2 separate regions of the Homo sapiens genome follow, and region 2 is linked to region 1. Evidence: read pairs that join two places in POLR2A ChIA-PET (ENCODE). Cell type or tissue: Panc1. All regions are shown on one strand. Each heading gives the region's core, and the rest is flanking DNA. Links, peaks and the distances in the headings are about the cores only.

What was found. ChIA-PET counts read pairs that join two places held together with the same protein. Peaks named below come from ENCODE experiments on the same cell type or tissue, not always from the same donor. Only the 100,000 strongest peaks of a DNase experiment are listed, where the experiment ranks them.
Region 2: POLR2A ChIA-PET joins it to region 1 with 7 read pairs; 1 of 35 experiments calls an interaction of 5 or more read pairs at or near these places.

Annotation. Positions count from the first base shown.
Region 1 is chrX:134,886,582-134,895,172 of GRCh38, forward strand. MOSPD1 (motile sperm domain containing 1) reads right to left here. Exons shown (of 6, transcript NM_019556.3): 5 at 4,898-5,059; 6 at 1,051-2,611. The coding sequence ends at 2,580. Among named protein-coding and RNA genes, the nearest start is that of MOSPD1, 24 kb to the right of the region's middle. In Panc1, for the core only: no CTCF peak of the experiment used is centred there; no DNase peak of the experiment used is centred there; H3K27ac peaks cover 528 bases.
Region 2 is chrX:134,568,438-134,577,028 of GRCh38, forward strand. The region is part of intron 2 of PLAC1 (placenta enriched 1); the gene reads right to left. Among named protein-coding and RNA genes, the nearest start is that of LINC00629, 23 kb to the left of the region's middle. In Panc1, for the core only: no CTCF peak of the experiment used is centred there; DNase peaks (open chromatin) are centred at 4,750 and 5,064; H3K27ac peaks cover 2,008 bases.

The sequences.
Region 1 (8,591 bases), core at 2,994-5,493:
TATTTCAAAACAAATCTCACCTTGTGGCACATCCTTGCCTCTTCTTGTGAATCCAATTCCTCTCTGTATGTGAATTAAACTCACCCTTCCAGAGCCAGCTCAAACCCCAGGTCTCTGACTACTCATGATACTATTATTGTTTCTATAGAAAAGAAATAAGAATATACAGGTTGAGCGCCCCTAATCCAAAACTCCAAAGTCTGAAATGCTCCAAACTGAAACTTCTGGAGTGCTGACATGATGCCCCAAGTGGAAAATTCCACACCTGACCTCATGTGATGGGTCACAGTCAAAAGGCAGGTGCACAACAGTTTATTCAATGTCCCCAAGGGAAAAATAAAATTACCTGCTATGTGTATAAGGTATGCATGAAACAAATTTCATGTTTAGAGATGGGGTCCTATCCCCAAGCTATCTCATTATGTATATGCAAGTATCCCCAAATCTGAAAAAATTCCCAAATCCTAAACACTTCTGGTCTCAAGCATTTTGGATGAGGGATACATTTTGGATAAGGGATACTCAACTTGTATATGTTTTGCATAAAGAAACAGAAGTAGCCTGGCCAACATGGCAAAACCCTGTCTCTACTAAAAATACAAAAATTAGCCAGGTGTGGTGGTGCAAATCTGTAATCCCACCTACTCAGGAGGCTGAGGTTGCAGTGAGCCGAGATTGCGCCACTGAACTCCAGCCTGGGTGACAGAGAGAGACCCTGTCTCAAACACACACACACACACACACACACACGTATATTTAAACTAATAAAAGTGGTCACTTGTAAGGGGCTGGGTGCACCGGGAGGGTGAGGAGTGATTTTTCACTTTATATCTATAGTTTTCTACTTTTGAAACATATGATTGTTACCTATTCAAGAAGTTAAATTACAAAGTGAATTAAATCCCTTGGTAAATCAAGCTGATATATTTCACTGTTTCTATTTTTCCTATGTCAGTCACAGAAATATGAGACAACTTTAGGAAATAGGAGAGCTAAAACCTTAAGTTCCTCAAAGATAAGTCAAATAAAATGTTTAAATCAATGTGAAGCTCAGGTCTCCATTTCTGTTTATTTTTTAAAGTAATTTCTGTTCTTTACAATGTGTTATTACACACACACATGTGCACTTGCACACACGTGCACACACAGGACTTGAGATGGAGAAACAAGAATAGCCTCCACACATCATTTTTACAAAGTTCAAAGTAGATTACATTTATGTGCTTTTCATTCATTACACAATGTACAGACATGATCCGTTTAATGACTTAGGCTCCTCACATGGTTAAACAGTGAGGATTTCCTATGGAAGACTAGACATAGAAGTTTTTAGAAGCAGAGACTGTTTTCTGCAAAAACCAACCTCAGGCATACATTTGTGTTTACATATATTCCTTGAGAATACTACAGTAGCAGTGCATAAGTTCATTCTGTAAAAAGATCTGAAAGATGATTTTCAAGAGACTCAATACATTGTGCTTTCAGGTAAAAATCCTTAGACAAAAGATCAGTTACTATGAAAATAACAGTTAAAACTGCATATGTGTTAGAGATCAGAAGAGGCTATAAAGAAATGTAAATAGTTGTGCTTAGGGGACTTTTTTGGCAAAGTTGTCTTAATAATAAATAAAAACTTAAAAAAAAGTCTCAGTGACTGATATAAAATAGACATAGCTATCAAGAGTTTCTTACACTTGGCTTAGAGTTTAAAGGTGAAAAATCATCTCCACATAAATCACCTGGTATCTGGTAATCCCAGTCTGGGTAAGTCAGGCAGGGAGGGGCTTGGAAGAAAAGATAAAGTGATTTTTCCTTCCTATTAACACAAAGCATTAACCAGAGGTAAAGCCAGGGTGAACCAACTAATTAAACAGATGCCTACCTTCCTTTAGAACTCTTAGACCAAAGAGAGAGGTCACCCTACTTCTATTAGGTTTTTTAAAAAAAAACCCCTATGATTCTTGGTGTCTGGACCACAACCTGTTCTGTAATTCACAAGATTAATTAAATATGTCCTCTCTTCTGTGAGACCCTAGGATAAGCATGATCCCTTAGTACTTTATGCTTTGTTTGCCCTCTACACATTAATGGTAAAACACTTATTTTTAGAAACACCATGGCAACCATTTATAATGATAGAGGGCAAGGTATAATTAACATAATAACGCTGATGTTTGTAGCTAGGGAATAAATGTCATTTTAGTTTTAGGCCGGTCAGTTTGCTCTTTTAGTCCTGTAACTTCGAAGCATACATGACCCCTAGCAATCAAAGTGAATTAGAAAAAAAGGTGAGAAAATAACAAATGTTTTAAAGTTTCTTACACAACAGGTATAGATATAAAAAGAATTTCTTCAAATAATTTCCTAGGTGTCACTCAGAAGCATCCTTGCTGTCTGTAAAATAATGTTCTGCAGTCCTTCAAATTAAATTATAATTTAAAATATATATTATACATTTGCAATTATTTGAAATCATTCAATAGTTTGTTGCATGTTAATGGAGTGAAATAGAGATAAAAGGCAGTCCACATTCATATTTTCAAGACAGATTTACTTCAGAAGTCAATTGAAATCCTTGCTCATGTTCTAAGTATGGCCATTGTGATAAGACCTGAAAGAAGAAAAATGGAGAACAGTTAAAGGTATGCACCTAACAGAATCTTTCATTCAATAAGCAATTGTTTGGACCTCAATGAACAAATACAACATAGCACATAGGCAGGCACTCTACCAAGAACCCAAAGTCAATTTGAATTTTGTTGATATCATAAAGAAGAAATCCAATTTATAGCAATGGGCAGTCACTGGAGAGATTTAATTAAATCACTAATGTCTGGCCATAGCAAATCTATCTATCAAACATACCTCCTACTTTATCCAGTCACATCAAACATAATAATAGCAGATGTGCCATTTTGAAGCATGGGTAAAGCCAGTGGACTTTGTTAACAGAAGCACAAAGAGTCTACCTGTATCCCAGGGCCCTAGGGCCACAAAGAGACAGAAGTATGGCATTCCTACTTTGCTTCTCTCTTTTGAAGAGAGAATATATAAAATATAAAATAGTAAGAATATGCTCAGTCCTAAATGAAGGATGATGAAAGTGTGATAAAAAAAAAGTACAGAGAAGGAGGATAATCACATGGGACTGGGGCAGTCAGAAAAGTTGCCCCCAATGATAAAAAGCTGCTTTAAAAGATGGACAGGGGCTAGGCATGGTGGCTCATGCCTGTAATGCCAGCACTTTGGGAGGCCGGGGCAGGTGGATCACACGAGGTCAGGAGTTCAAGACAAGCCTGGCCAACATGGCAAAACCCCGTCTCTACTAAAAATACAAAAATTAGCCGGGTGTGGTGGCAAGCACCTGTAATCCCAGCTACTTGGGAAGCTGAGGCAGGAGAATCCCCTGAACTGGGGAGGCGGAGGTTGCAGTGAGCCGAGATCCAGCCAGCCACTGCCCTCCAGCCTGGGTGACAGAGCAAGACTTTATCTCAAAAAAAAAAAAAAAAAAAGATGGACAGGAAAGAGAGAGAGAACGAGGAGATGGGCAGGCATTTCAGGTGAGGGAATGGCATGAGTAAGGGCCTGGAGAACCGGGCCGCTAGAGGAGCTTTTCCAGAATGAGTGAATAATCTAAAAGGCTTTATGCAGTGATTTACAGAATGAAGTAGCTAGATAAAATTGGCTCAGAGAGGTCTCAGATTGTGGAGAGTCTTAAATGCCAAGCTATGGCACTGAAGGTTATATACTTCATCCTATGGATTATGGGGAACCACTGAAGGTTTCTGACTAGGGGGTGGTTGTGAGAGCAAAAGAGAAATTAATCTGACAACATGATGGATGGTTGGGGGTGGGAATGAATGGGGGAAAGAAATAGGGAGAGAAGGAACACAGACAGAAGGGAGAGAGACAATCAAGATGATTTCAAAATAAAAAAGAGAGAGCGGCCAGGTGTGGTGGCTCACGCCTGTAATCCTAGCACTTTGGGAGGCTGAGTTGGGCGGATCACCTGAGGTCGGGAGTTCGAGACCACCCTGACCAACATGGAGAAACCCCATCTCTACTAAAAATACAAAATTAGCCTGATGTGGTGGTGCATGCCTGTAATCCCAGCTACTCGGGAGGCTGAGGCAGGAGAATAGCTTGAACCTGGGAGGCGGGGCTTGCAGCGAGCCGAGATGGCAACATTGCACTCCAGCCTGGGCAACAAGAGCGAAATTCCGTCTCTAAATAAATAAATAAATAAGAGAAAGCACATATGCCAGGGAATACTGAAAAGAGTTGGCATCTAAGCAAAGGTGAGAGGAGAACATGAGGAAAGTCATTCATCACCAGAACACTAATCCTCGACACATGGAAGGTACGGAATAAATATTTGTTCAATTGAAACAATTAACTCTAAGATTTCAAGCCAGGATGACTGAAATAGTGAATCAACAGGAAATAAGGGAATTAGTTTAAAGAGAAAGGTTCTGAACATGGTGGCTTCAAAAGTAAAGAAAAAATAATAATAAAAGAGAAACGTTCACAATATTAAACAAGGCTGCACTGTTCATCTTTATCACTGTATGTACTTTGTCTGTTTCCCTAGGAGCAATTCCTAAAAGTAGAAATGCTGTATCATGGAATGCATGCGTCTTACATTTTATACATGTTTTATGCCATTGTAAGTCAGCAAAAGGAAAATAATTGAATATAGTATCAGGTACTAGATAAATAAGCTAAAAAGAACTAAATGTGAGTTAAAAAAGTCTTCAAAGGCACCTGACCTCAATATGCTCTTGAAGCATTTCTTTACCTGTTCTTTGGGAAAAAAAAAAAAAATCAAACCACCACCACCCTACCACACACATAAAGCCCTACACATATGTCCCAAATGCATCTTTAAAACCCTTACCTAAGATATAAGCAGCCACTAATTTTTGATTCACACTTAAGTGGAGGTAGAGAGGCACCAGCGATTCCACATCCCCCAGTGTAGGCAGCATCAGGGCTGCAATGCACACCACTCCCAGGAAGACAGTTAGTAAACTAGGTCCTGAGGATACAGCTCTGTTTTCTGTAAAAAGACAAAAATCCCTAAGCTTCCTTCTAAAAACTTTAAGACAAAAGTTCCTTCACAAACACTGGCCACCACAGACCAGTATTCTGATTTTGTCTAACTTCTCCAATTGTTTCCCCATCATTTTTTCCATCTGAGAGTTAACTGCTGGGCTGATGTGGAAGCCCATGTCTTAACTGGTCTGAATCATTGCAGGATGGAATGCTGACGTGGCATTGTGAGGTAGTGAGTTCTTACTGAAAGGTGGTCACCAACTCCCCCGACCATCCCACCCTAGTCAGTAGAAAGTATTCAAGCATGTATCATCGATGTATGCACATTTTAAAATTATATGCACAAGTTCTGTACTGTGTTATGCTTAATATAAAACATACAAATAGATTTTTGGAAGAATGTGCTAAAAATAAATATAAATTGAAGTTCTGATACTTTCTTCCAGTACCCCAGTGGCTTGCCTGTGTATATTCAATTTGAGCCTGCCACACTAGACCTCCACTACCTTTATGAGAATATTTTAAGGAGCTCCCCAGATAGGTTTGATCCTAATAACTGCACATCCCGCTATCAATTTTGAAAATGTTAAGGAACCAAAAGTGTTTCCCTCTGCTCTAACCCATTTATAGTAAAGAAGAAAACAGCAGAAACAGTATCTGGCAAATACGCTAAGAGAAATAAGCCAGTCACAGAAGGACAAATACTGCATGATTCCACTTACACAGGAAATCTAAAATAGTCAAACTCATAGAAGCAGAGAGCAAAATGGGTGGTTGCCAGGGGCTGGAGGAGGAGGATAATGCAAATTGCTAATCAATGGGCATAGGTCTCAATTATGTAAACTGAGTGAGGCCTAGAAATCTACTCGACAATTGTTCCCACATTTAACCAATATTTTATTTACATGAACATTCATTAAGAGAGTAGATCTCATGTTAAATGTTCCTAAAATAAAATTCTAAAAGATTTTTAAAAAAGGCTGGGCACGGCTCACGCCTGTAATCCTAGCACTTTGGGAGGCCAAGGTGGGTGGACCATGAGGTCAGGGGTTTGAGAACAGCCTGGCCAACATGGTGAAACCCCATCTCTACTAAAAATACAAAAATTAGCCGGGTGTGGTGGCACGCACCTGTAGTCCCAGCTACTCAGGAGGCTGAGGGAGAAGAATCGCTTGAACTCGGGAGGTGGAGGTTGCAGTGAGCCTAGACTGCACCATTGTACTTCAGCCTGGGTGACAGAGCAAGACTCTGTCTCAAAAAAACAAAACAAAAAAGATTAAAAATGTTATCAGACCTGCTATTCTACAGTTCTGGCTCTATGTGTATAGTATACATACTCATATTTTTAAGAAACCCAATAACAGCATTTTCTGTCATATGGCTTTTCCCACTACCTTTCCTTTCATTGAAAGGAATAGCCAACAGCAACACAATCTTTGTGTTTCATTAATGAAATAATGCTGTTCATTCTATTATTAAATGGAACTTTTCTAAATTATTAATACCTTAGCTGTTGTGTGGAGTTTAACTGTACTTCATCAGAGCCAGAGAGGTGAAAACAAATTCAAATTTTATAGTAATTATTGTTTGGAATGAAACAATAGCAGAAATACCTAAAAGAAAAACCCCAAGTCTTGTTTCAGTTAATAGAGTACCTTTATAGTTATCTTTGTTGCAAGGATGAATTCTCAAAGAAAACAGTTATTTATGACAAGTACGCCATTCACTGCAAACCCACAAAAGATAATTTCAAATAATTTTTAGTAGAGAACATTTAGTATTTAGAGAAATTTGGAATTTTTAGTATTCGAAAAACATTTGCATAAATGCTTGAAATTTTTCAAAATGGAAAAAGCTTTTTTCCCTAGTACTACAGGATCGTTGTAAAATATGTTATAAAGATACAGAAAACGTAAATGTTCCTCCATAATTCCACCCTCCTAGAGCTAACACTGTTAACAGCTTGGTATGTATCCTTTTAGATTTTACAAATGCCCATATAAACATGTAGAAGAATCTTTTACATAAATAAGGCCATATTATACATACTGTTATATAACTGTTTTTTTTTCCTTACTTAGAAATATATTTGAAGCTCTTTCTATGACAATGTATAAGCATTCATCATTCTATCAGATCCTTGTAAATGTCTGCCTGGCACACTATCTTATGAATATTTATAATTTAATCAATTCCCAATTGATGGACTTTTCGGTTATTTTCAATTTTGTATTATTATAAACAATAATTAAGACCATAATTTTCTGAAGCCAGAGGGCACTAACTCAAACATTATAGCATAGACACAGCAGTTCATTAATAATGTAATTAAGACAAACCCACTAAGATTCAGATGTATCTTTTAAAATGGCTTTTTAATAACCTGAACTCTAGCATTTTATGAAAGTATACTTTGTAGGTTTCCCTTAATTTAACAGTTAAATTTCTGTTGAATGAAAAAAACTCACAAAATATACTCACAAAATGTACTTATGCACATAGGCAAGGTCTGGAAAGTAACATGGAACACTTATATAAGCAGATTTGTTAAGTGTGTGAGATTACAGGTACATTTTCTTATGTTATTGCTATATGTGTTTTATACAATAAACTTAAATTTTTTTCTCGTTTTTACTGACTTTCAATATATTTCAAAATCCAAATTTTTCATAATGAAGCCATCAACCATTTTCCTGCTAAAAGTGAGTCTCACAACACTGCTGCACCTCTAATACTTTAATAATACGCATTTGTTGAAATATTCTCTAAGCTAAGGACTTGTAAAAGTAATGACATTTCAAAGCCTCCCCAAAACAATCTCAATTAATTTTCAACATTTTAGTTCAGAAAAACTTAAAAACCTGAGTTTTCCACATGTTGGAAACTACACATAAATTCCTGTAAATTTAATAGACAGGAGACTAAATCAGTCATCATGATACTCTATTAAAGAAGAAAACTTTACTCAACTTACTTCCAGGTAATTAGGCACATTGGGGTAACTACCCATAAACGGGACATGTTGGCCAGGACTGTGAATGGGGCTCTGCTGTGGTATCACCTTTCCTCTAAACAGCTGTCATAGCCATGAAAACCTTGTAAGCCAAAACAAAACAAAACAAAAAAACCATTCCCACAGACCCTCACCAGACCTGAAGTCCAGCCTTCCTAGCTCAGCCCATTTACAAGTTCATTATGTAACTTCTCTGTGCCAGGCCCTGTGCTAGGTGCTGAGGATATAAAATTACTAGGAAAAGTGCCTGCCTTCATTGAGCTTCCTTACAGGAATGGATTAGATAATTTTTTCCCTCAAAACAGAGATCACCATGTGTTATGCTAGCATCACCTATCCTCATTCATCTGCCTACTCCAATTTTACTATTAGAAAAATTCTTTAATATACTTTAGATACCAAGGTTTGTTAGAAAACTAAAATAAGGCCAGGTGCGGGAGCTCAGGCCTGTAATCCCAGTACTTTAGGAGGCTGAGGCAGGAGGATTGCTTGAGGCTAGGTAAGACGAGCCTGGGCAACATAG
Region 2 (8,591 bases), core at 3,590-6,089, 320 kb before region 1:
ACGCACTGGCCTGGATGAAATGTTTTGTTTCTGATTGGTACGGATTGGTCTCACTGTCTTTCACTCTGCCGTTAATGATTCCTCATTCTCTCAGGGGTGTTGTGGGTGTAAAAGAGAAGCCCCACAGGTCTGCCAGGCTCCTTCCTCTTTGTTCCTTCTGAAATGTCTCTTCTGGGACAACTTTTTTGGGTTTTTTTCACAAAGCAAAAGTAGAAGCAGCAGCAACAAACAAAAACCTACTCCCTTTCTCTCCCCCGCACCAAAAATCCCCAAAACAAACAAAAAGGAAACAATAATAACAACACAAATAAGTAAATTCTGATGTGAGCTGGTCCTGGATGACTCAACAGTTAAGTAAAGAAACCACCTGCTCTGGAATACTGCATAACATTTGCTGAGGTGCCTTTTGGAAGCTGAGATAATCACCCCATCACTACTGCACTATTGTCTTGATCTATAGAAGACCACCTTGTCTTAAATGTGCTTTAGGTGGGTTTTCTTTCCCTTCCTGCCTCTCTCTTTTTCTCTCTCTCCTTCTTTCCTTCTTTCTTTAACATCATCCCACAACCTGGGCCTAATTGCCCTGAATGAAAACCTCCTCCTTAAGTAGTTCTGGACTAGGCCAAGGAAACAACTGTTTTTGTTCAAACCCCAAAATTAACACCCAAGTTTAAGGCTACTCTTTTCCAGAGAGCTAAGCCATCCATTTCCTCCCCCTCCCTCAAGCATCTTTCCTGTACTCCTTCTCCTCCTTCCCCAAAGATAATCCAAATATAATTATAAAATGTCTAGAATTTCTGAGAAATGAGACTGTTGTCCCTCAAGCAATCATTTTAGACTACCTCACTTCCCACCCCCACACGTTCACTTCTTGTATTATGTTGCACTGAGTCAGTCTCAAAGGAAGGGGCTCAATAATGTCATTGAGTTTAGGGGTTCATTTAGTACAACTCTCCAAATTTGAACACGGCAGAATCTCTTTCCTCTGACTTTCATAAAGCCAAGAACAGCTCACCATGTGATAGGAGAAATAAACGAAGATGACTAGGCATGTGACAGCACACCCTTCAGCTCAGATAAAGCTTAAAGAAGAGGTCACTGAGACCCAGGTTTAAGGTTGCTCATCTCTAAGGGGAGAGAAAGGAGATTAGGGGGAAAGCAGAATGTACTTTCTAATGAGCTTGCGAATGCCCAGCTCATTGGCACACTTTGAGACTTACTCCTTCTTGCTGAGAACAGATCCTCAAAGCAGGGCAGCCTCCCTTCTCCTGCTACCTGCAATTCCTAGGGAAGGGTAGAGTAGTGTGTGTGTGTGTGTGTGTGTGTGTGTGTGTGTGTGTGTGTGTGTGTTTGTGTGTGTGTGTGTGTGTGTTGGGGGACGGTTATTATTATTATTGTTATTATTTGAGACGGAGTCTTGCTCTGTTGTCCAGGCTGGAGTGCAGTGGCACGACCTTGGCTCACTGCAACCTCCGCCTCCTGGGTTCAAGCGATTCTTCTGCCTCAGCCTCCCAAGTAGCTGGGACTACAGGCAGGCACCCGCCACCATGCCCTGCTAATTTTTGTATTTTTAGTAGAGATAGGGTTTCACCATGTTGGCCAGGCTGCTCTCGAACTCCTGACCTCAGGTGATCCGCCTGCCTTGGCCTCCCAAAGTGCTCGGATTACAGGATTACAGGCGTGAGCCACCACGTCCGGCAGGGGGGATGGTTATAAGTCATTCACAACACAGTGTGAATTCATCAGCTGACTTTTCTAACACCTTGCTGAGATGTGCTGGAAGAATGGGATCCCGAACAAGGGAGGGAGAAAGTGGGCTCTAGTTATTGGGGGCAGAGGGAAAAGAAGGCTGAGGGGTTAGAGATGGGAAGGAGATGCCAGAAGAGAGGGCTGTGTGGGGGTGCCCAGCTGAAGGTATTTTTAGCCATCATGCGGGCCATGCACAGTATCCCAGGAGCTGTGGGCAGAATTCTATTTAAAGTCTTTAGAACTCTTTAGAGCTGACGTGGAGTTGGGGACTGGGGAAGAAATAAATGCAAAGAAGGGAGCACTCATTTTGGGACTACTGTCCAGCTTCTTGGGGAGGCCTCTGTGCTGAGAAAAAAAGCAGTCTCAGGGTCTGTATCACTGTAGCCCCATTTTGACTCGATTGCAAATTAGCCTTGCAACATGCCCGAAGCAATGAGCCTAGATGCATTTGTATAGCCAAGTAGGGCTCAGCTGTTGGTACACAGCGTCCTGAACTGAGCTATAGAGAGGTCAGGCAAACCCAGAGCTTCTAATAACACCTGGATGCAAAATGTTTGCTTTCCTTGAAGCTACAGAGTACAAGTAGCTTTCTGTTTTTTTGTAAATGGAGTTTATGCATATACATTTCCCACTAGCTCCTTTAACAGAGTTTTCCTCTTTCCCTTTTTTTCAAGAACTCCCTAATAAGCCTTAATAAATTTTCTACATTAAAAAATCATAAAACATTTCATTTTGGGAATATAAACTGTATTTCCTTTCTTCCCTCATAAACACATATGCTCTTTTAATTAAGTTCAGAAAAATGCCAGTGTTTATGTTTAAGAGCTATCTATATCAGTCACTGACAGTGATACAATCTGATTAGCAAAGCCAGACTGAGATCTCGTAGTACTTGTGAAACCAAGACAGCCCTTTTCTTCTTATAGACAGGAAGAGAATGGATTGGCCAAAACAAAAAAAGGAAAGAGGAAGAAGAGCTGCCACTTAACTCCCCCATCGTTAAATTTTTTATGCTGAAAATGCTGCTTATAAAGTTCAGCAGTTGTTTTGTTTTTAAATTGACAAATAAAAATTGTATATATTTATGGGATACAGTGTTCTATGTATACATGTAACAATGATCTATGTTTACATTGTGGAATGATTATTTTAGATCAAGCTGGTTAACATGACCATTGCCTTACTTTAAGAAGTAGAGAGTAGAATGGTGGTTATTGGGGTGGAGTGGAAGGGGTAAGGGGAGATACTGGTCAAAAAGTAAAAAGTTGCAGTTAGACAGGAGGAATAAGTTCTAGTGATCTATTGCACAGCATGGTGAGTTCAGCCAATAATAATATATTGTATATTTCAAAATGGCTAAGAGGGTAGATTTTAAGTGTTCTTACCATGAGCTCTATTTCTTAATGTTTTATAATGAAGAGATTGAATATTGGTCTAAGCACAGAGCATTTTTAATCTCAGGACCCCAAAAAAATCCTTTTAAAAAGAGACAAAAGCTGAAGTCCAAATTAGTTTTGTGACGTTAGAGAGAGAATTGAGAAGTGTAAGAGAAATCGCTTTGAAAGCAGACAGGATTTTTTGCCTCCCCATCTCCTCTGATGTCGTTAGAGACACGTATGAACTCTTTGCATGAAGAATGGGAAGGGGAATTAGCTAAACATTTCCACATCTGGTTTTGGAACGGTTTGGAAAAAGAATTCACTCCATAGGCTCCTGGAAGCTTTTTGGGTCGACAGTTATTTATTTTTAAAATTCAGTATACTCGTGACAGCATAGTTATCATTTGTATATTGTTTTCCCAGAAACTTGTTGTCAAAACAAAAGGAAACAGCAGGGAAAAGGAAACTCCAAAGCAGCATGCAATTATCTCAGGGAAATGTAACTGTCAGGGCTTTGATTTGCAGCAAAGTTTGTTCACTCTCTTGCAGCTGATTTAAAGAAAAATGAATCTGAGTCAGAATAAAGATTCTTTTACAAGACAAGAACGGAAAAAAAGGAATCCTAACACTTTGTGGGTGCTTTAGTTTAAACATTCAAGCAGTCACATTCTGACTGTGACCTGCAAACTATCTCAAGGTTTGAGAGCCTTTTAAAATGGAGGTTCTTTTTAAAGCCCAGTTTTAAGGAATTAGTTGGTTCACTGCTCTCAAAGAAAGTGACAATTGTGATTAATACTAATGATGTTGAAAGTACATTAAAGCGAGTTAGAAAATTAAATAACTGCTTTTGTAGAATTTACATTAATTTTAAAGACGCTGAGACCGGTTTAGTTTTCCAACCTCATGAAGCACAGTGTTAAAGTAACCGCACATTATTCATCATTTTGTGTGGAAGAAGAATTATGAACTGCTAATGCTTAACAATGTCCATTTTCTCAGCAGAGAAAAACACCTTGACCGAACCCTTAAAAAGGCTTCATTAAAATTAAACTAAAAAGCAGCCATTAAAAATTTATTTCTGATTCTAAAACTAACTGCAGAAAAATTGGGTGGTGTCGAAAAGAAAAAAGAAGGAAACACCCTTCTCAACCCCCAAATAACCATTGTTAAATTTTTTATATATTTCTAATTTGGGGGGAAAGTATATGTCCACATATATGATTCAAAATTATCTCGGGGGAAAAAAGTCAAGGCTTTTTGAAAGCTGTTTTTAATTTTTGACATTGAATTTTAAAGCAATCAAAGCATTATTTTTGTTTGGGCCATCTGGTTTTGTTCTTATAATCTGTTAAGCTATCAAGCATAGTTTAAATGTCATGGTTCATCTCATACACAAATAAAGGTTGCAAAATAAATAAGAATCCAAGCTCCTTGTAAGAGAGAAATTTCCGCTGGGTCGCAAATTTGGTTACTAAAAGGTGAGTAGTCCAATGTGAAATCAAACCATAATAAGGCTACACAACAAGGGTAAACCATGCCCTGACTGAACATAAATATTCCTAAATAAATACAGAAAGCCATACTTTAGAGGAAATTGCAAAGATCAGGTCATGGGAACTCCTCCCCTTTTGTGCAGAGAAGCTGAGTTGGTTGAATTTTAAACTTGAACAAAGAGATGTATTTCATAATTTCCATGAAGTGTGAGGGACATCCCAAATGTATGCCCCTAATTCAGTTTATGTTTTAACTTAACAATTTATTTGAGTTTGATTTTTTTCAGAAAACTACACCCTTTTCCACAAAGCCCCAGAGTCCCTTCTCATTTTAAAAGACAAGGTAGGTTTGTGTCTGTGCAGACCTCTCAACTCCACGGCAGCCACGGCCACATTTTTAACCCATTAGTAGTCTCTGGGAGTCTGCCAAAACCAGATAAAGGCCCATTTGCCTGAGGTGATCTGAAATCATCAGAAGGCAGAGGATTGAATCAGATGTTCCTTCAAGGGCTTCACCACCTCTTTGATACACCTGTGTCAATAAATGAGGGCTCTAGATGGCTTCCAAAAATGGTCAGGCACATTCCCGTCTCCCTTTCAAAATTGGGATTTTTGAGTACAGGTTTTCTTAAAGTGAGGTGCACGCATATGGCCCCTTAGGTGTGGCCTAAGTCCAAAATAAACCACAGTTGACTTTATAGGCTACTTGGCTGATTTTTCACTGACTTGACCAGAATGCATCTTTCCAAAACCCAAAGCTACCTTGTGCATGCCCCACCCAGAATGTGGTCACTTGGTGCATGTGTATAACATCCTGACTGAGGCCATTCACCATCATTTGGCTCCTGAGACGTAGAGAAGGTTTTAGAAAAGGTTCCTTTGATAGGAAGGCTGTTGGTCATTGTTAGCGAGCCTACAATTTGGGAGGCATGCGTGCATATCGGAGTAGGTAAAGATGCATTGCTTTGTGATGAGGACATTGTAGGAAGATAAATTTTCTCTCTCTCTCTCTGTCTCTCTCTCTCTCTCTCTCACACACACACACACACACACACACAGTGATGGAGAGACAGACACACACACACATACTGAGGAGAAGAAAATCCCCAAATCTGTTTCTTACTATTGCCCTGATCCCTACTATTTCTCCCCATTCCTTAATTATTGTACCATAAATTCCTTTAAAAATGGGGTCTTGATCTACTATAGTATCTGGTACACAGTAAGTACTTAGTAAATATTTTTTAAATGAAAGAAGGAAGAAATTAATGAATGACCACCAGAAATCACCACCTGCCCCTGTGCCTCCTTGTCCAGCCCCTAAGGGCCTGAATCTGGTTATTGGCTAACCCCTTCCCCCACTCCTTCTCTAGTCTACCAGTTGAAGGCCTGGGGTAGCAGTAGAGCCTTTCTATAATAGTTAGAGAGTACAGAGTCCTAACAAGCGTCCTGGCCTGTCCACTTGCACACCTGCTTATCTTCTAGGATCATTGATGCCAAGGGCTCTATGTCTGTCCCATCCAACGGTACCCAATGTCCTGTCAATTAGCTCTTAGTCAGTGACTCCAAGTGCAGCCAGCACTCTTTGTACCCCTTTTCCTCCATCCCTGTGATAAGTCGTCCTCTGGAAAGAAGACAAAGTGGAACTCTCCCCTAGTCTGGCCTTTACATGGGAGGAAAGAAGAAATTATCAAGCCGTATCTAGACCAAGTCCAGGCAATTGAGAGACAGCATAATCAGAAGCAGAAGCCTCAGGTTCACGAGGTACTGAAGAATGGTGGGGTGCCTCGAAGGGGCTTGCTAGAGTCCCCAAGTTTACCCAGGCAAATGGACTTAGCCCTGAGGTTGTCCAAGGATTCCCTTAGCTAGAAAAAGGAACCTAAACCACAGGCTGGATATCTGTTCCTCCTGAGAGCAGACCTACACATCCACTCCCAGTTCCATACACAGATACAGAAATCAGAAAATGCTAGAGGTTCTTGGGAAATCAGAGGCAAGATGGGTGAATTCTCCCCTACCCCAACTTGACCCTTGGCTCCCTCTGGGCTGGGCTTTTCACTCTGCCAACTCTGGACTAAAAGAGAGATCCAGGCTAACTTCACGTCAGTTTGAGTGTCCCCGAGCCTGAATGTTCCCAAAAGTGCTTTGCAGTTGACCCCATATCCACATATGATAGAGTATTGTACTGGTAAATATCACTATACACTTCTCTGATCTGGACTTTCTATATAACGAAGATTTGACTTTGGGTGTGATAGCTCCTTATACTAGCAATATCAAAAAACATAACAATTTTTTAAAAACTAGCTGGATGTGGTGGTGCGCACCTGTTGTCCCAGCTACTTGGCAGGAGGATTGCTTGAGCCCAGAGTGAGACCCTGTCTCCAAAAAAAAACAAACAAAAAAAAAAGAGCAAGAACAGGGTGTTGAGCCGGGCGCAGTGGCTCACGCCTGTAATCCCAGCACTTTAGGAGGCCAAGGCGGGTAGATCATGAGGTCAGGAGATTGAGACCATCCTGGCTAACACAGTGAAACCCCGTCTCTATTAAAAATACAAAAAATTAGCCAGGCGTGGTGGCACGTGCCTGTAGTCCCAGCTACTTGGGAAGCTGAGGCAGGAGAATTGCTTGAACCCAGGAGGCAGAGGTTGCAGTGAGCTGAGATGGCGCCACTGCACTCCAGCGTGGGCGACAGAATAAGACTCCGTCTCAAAAAAAAAAAAAAAAAAGTAGAACAGGGTGTTGGTTTGGTGCCTTTTTCCTGAAATTAATTACTTGTTTAAAAAAAAGCAATTGGTTAAACTTGTGTTCATCATTTGCATATTATAATACATAATATTTTAAAATACACCATATATAATGTTAAAAATAAATATAAAAGTCTTATCATATCTAATAATATATACATATATGATATTAATATAATTATTAACAACAAAAAGGAAGTTTCCCCCCACTGGTAATCTATCTTCCCTTAACAAAGAATGAAGGACTTTCTTTCTGAAATTTTTCTCCAGGACTGAGACTTGAACTTACATCACTGGACTACAAATGTTTAGGAATACCTATCTATGTATTCTATATCTATGTATCTAATATTCTATATATACATTATATATCTATATCTATTCTATATCTATATATTCTATATAGCTAGATAATTATATATACATATATATGTATAAAATTATGTCCTCCCAGCTGGGTGTGGTGGCTCACGCCTGTAATCCCAGCATTTTGGGAAGCTGAGGTGGGTGGATCACAAGGTCAGGAGTTCGAGACCAGCCTGGCCAATATGGTAAAACCCTGTCTCTACTAAAAACACAAAAATTAGCTAGACATGGTGGCACATGCCTGTAGTCCCAGCTACTCAGAGGCTGAGGCAGAAGAATCGCTTGAACCCAGGAGGCGGAGGTTGCAGTGAGCCAAGATCGTGCCACTGCACTCCAGCCTGGGCGACAGAGTGAGACTCTGTCTCAAAAAAAAAAAAAAAAAATTGTGTCCTCCCAAAAAGATATATTGAAGTCTTAACCCCTAGTGTTCAGAATGTGACTTTATTTGGAAATATGCTCTTTACAGAGGTAATCAATATAAAATGAAATCATTATGGTGGGCTCCAATCCAATGACTTATGTCTTTACAAAAGGGGAAAATGTGGACACAGAGACAGACACACACAGAGGTAAGACAATGTGAGACATGTAGGAAGAAGGCGGCCATGTGCATCACTCCAATGATGTGCCTGCAACCCCAGGAACGTCAAGAATTGTCAGCAAATACCAGAACTAGAAGAGGCTTCTCTAGAGCCGTCACACAATATGGCCCTGCTGACACCTTGATTTTGAACTTCCAGCCCCCAGAGCTGTAAGACAATACATTTTTTGTTGTTTTAAGCCACCCAGTTTGTGTACAGCAGCCCTAGCAAACTAACAATTATATCTTCCCAACAAATGGAACAGACACACATGCCT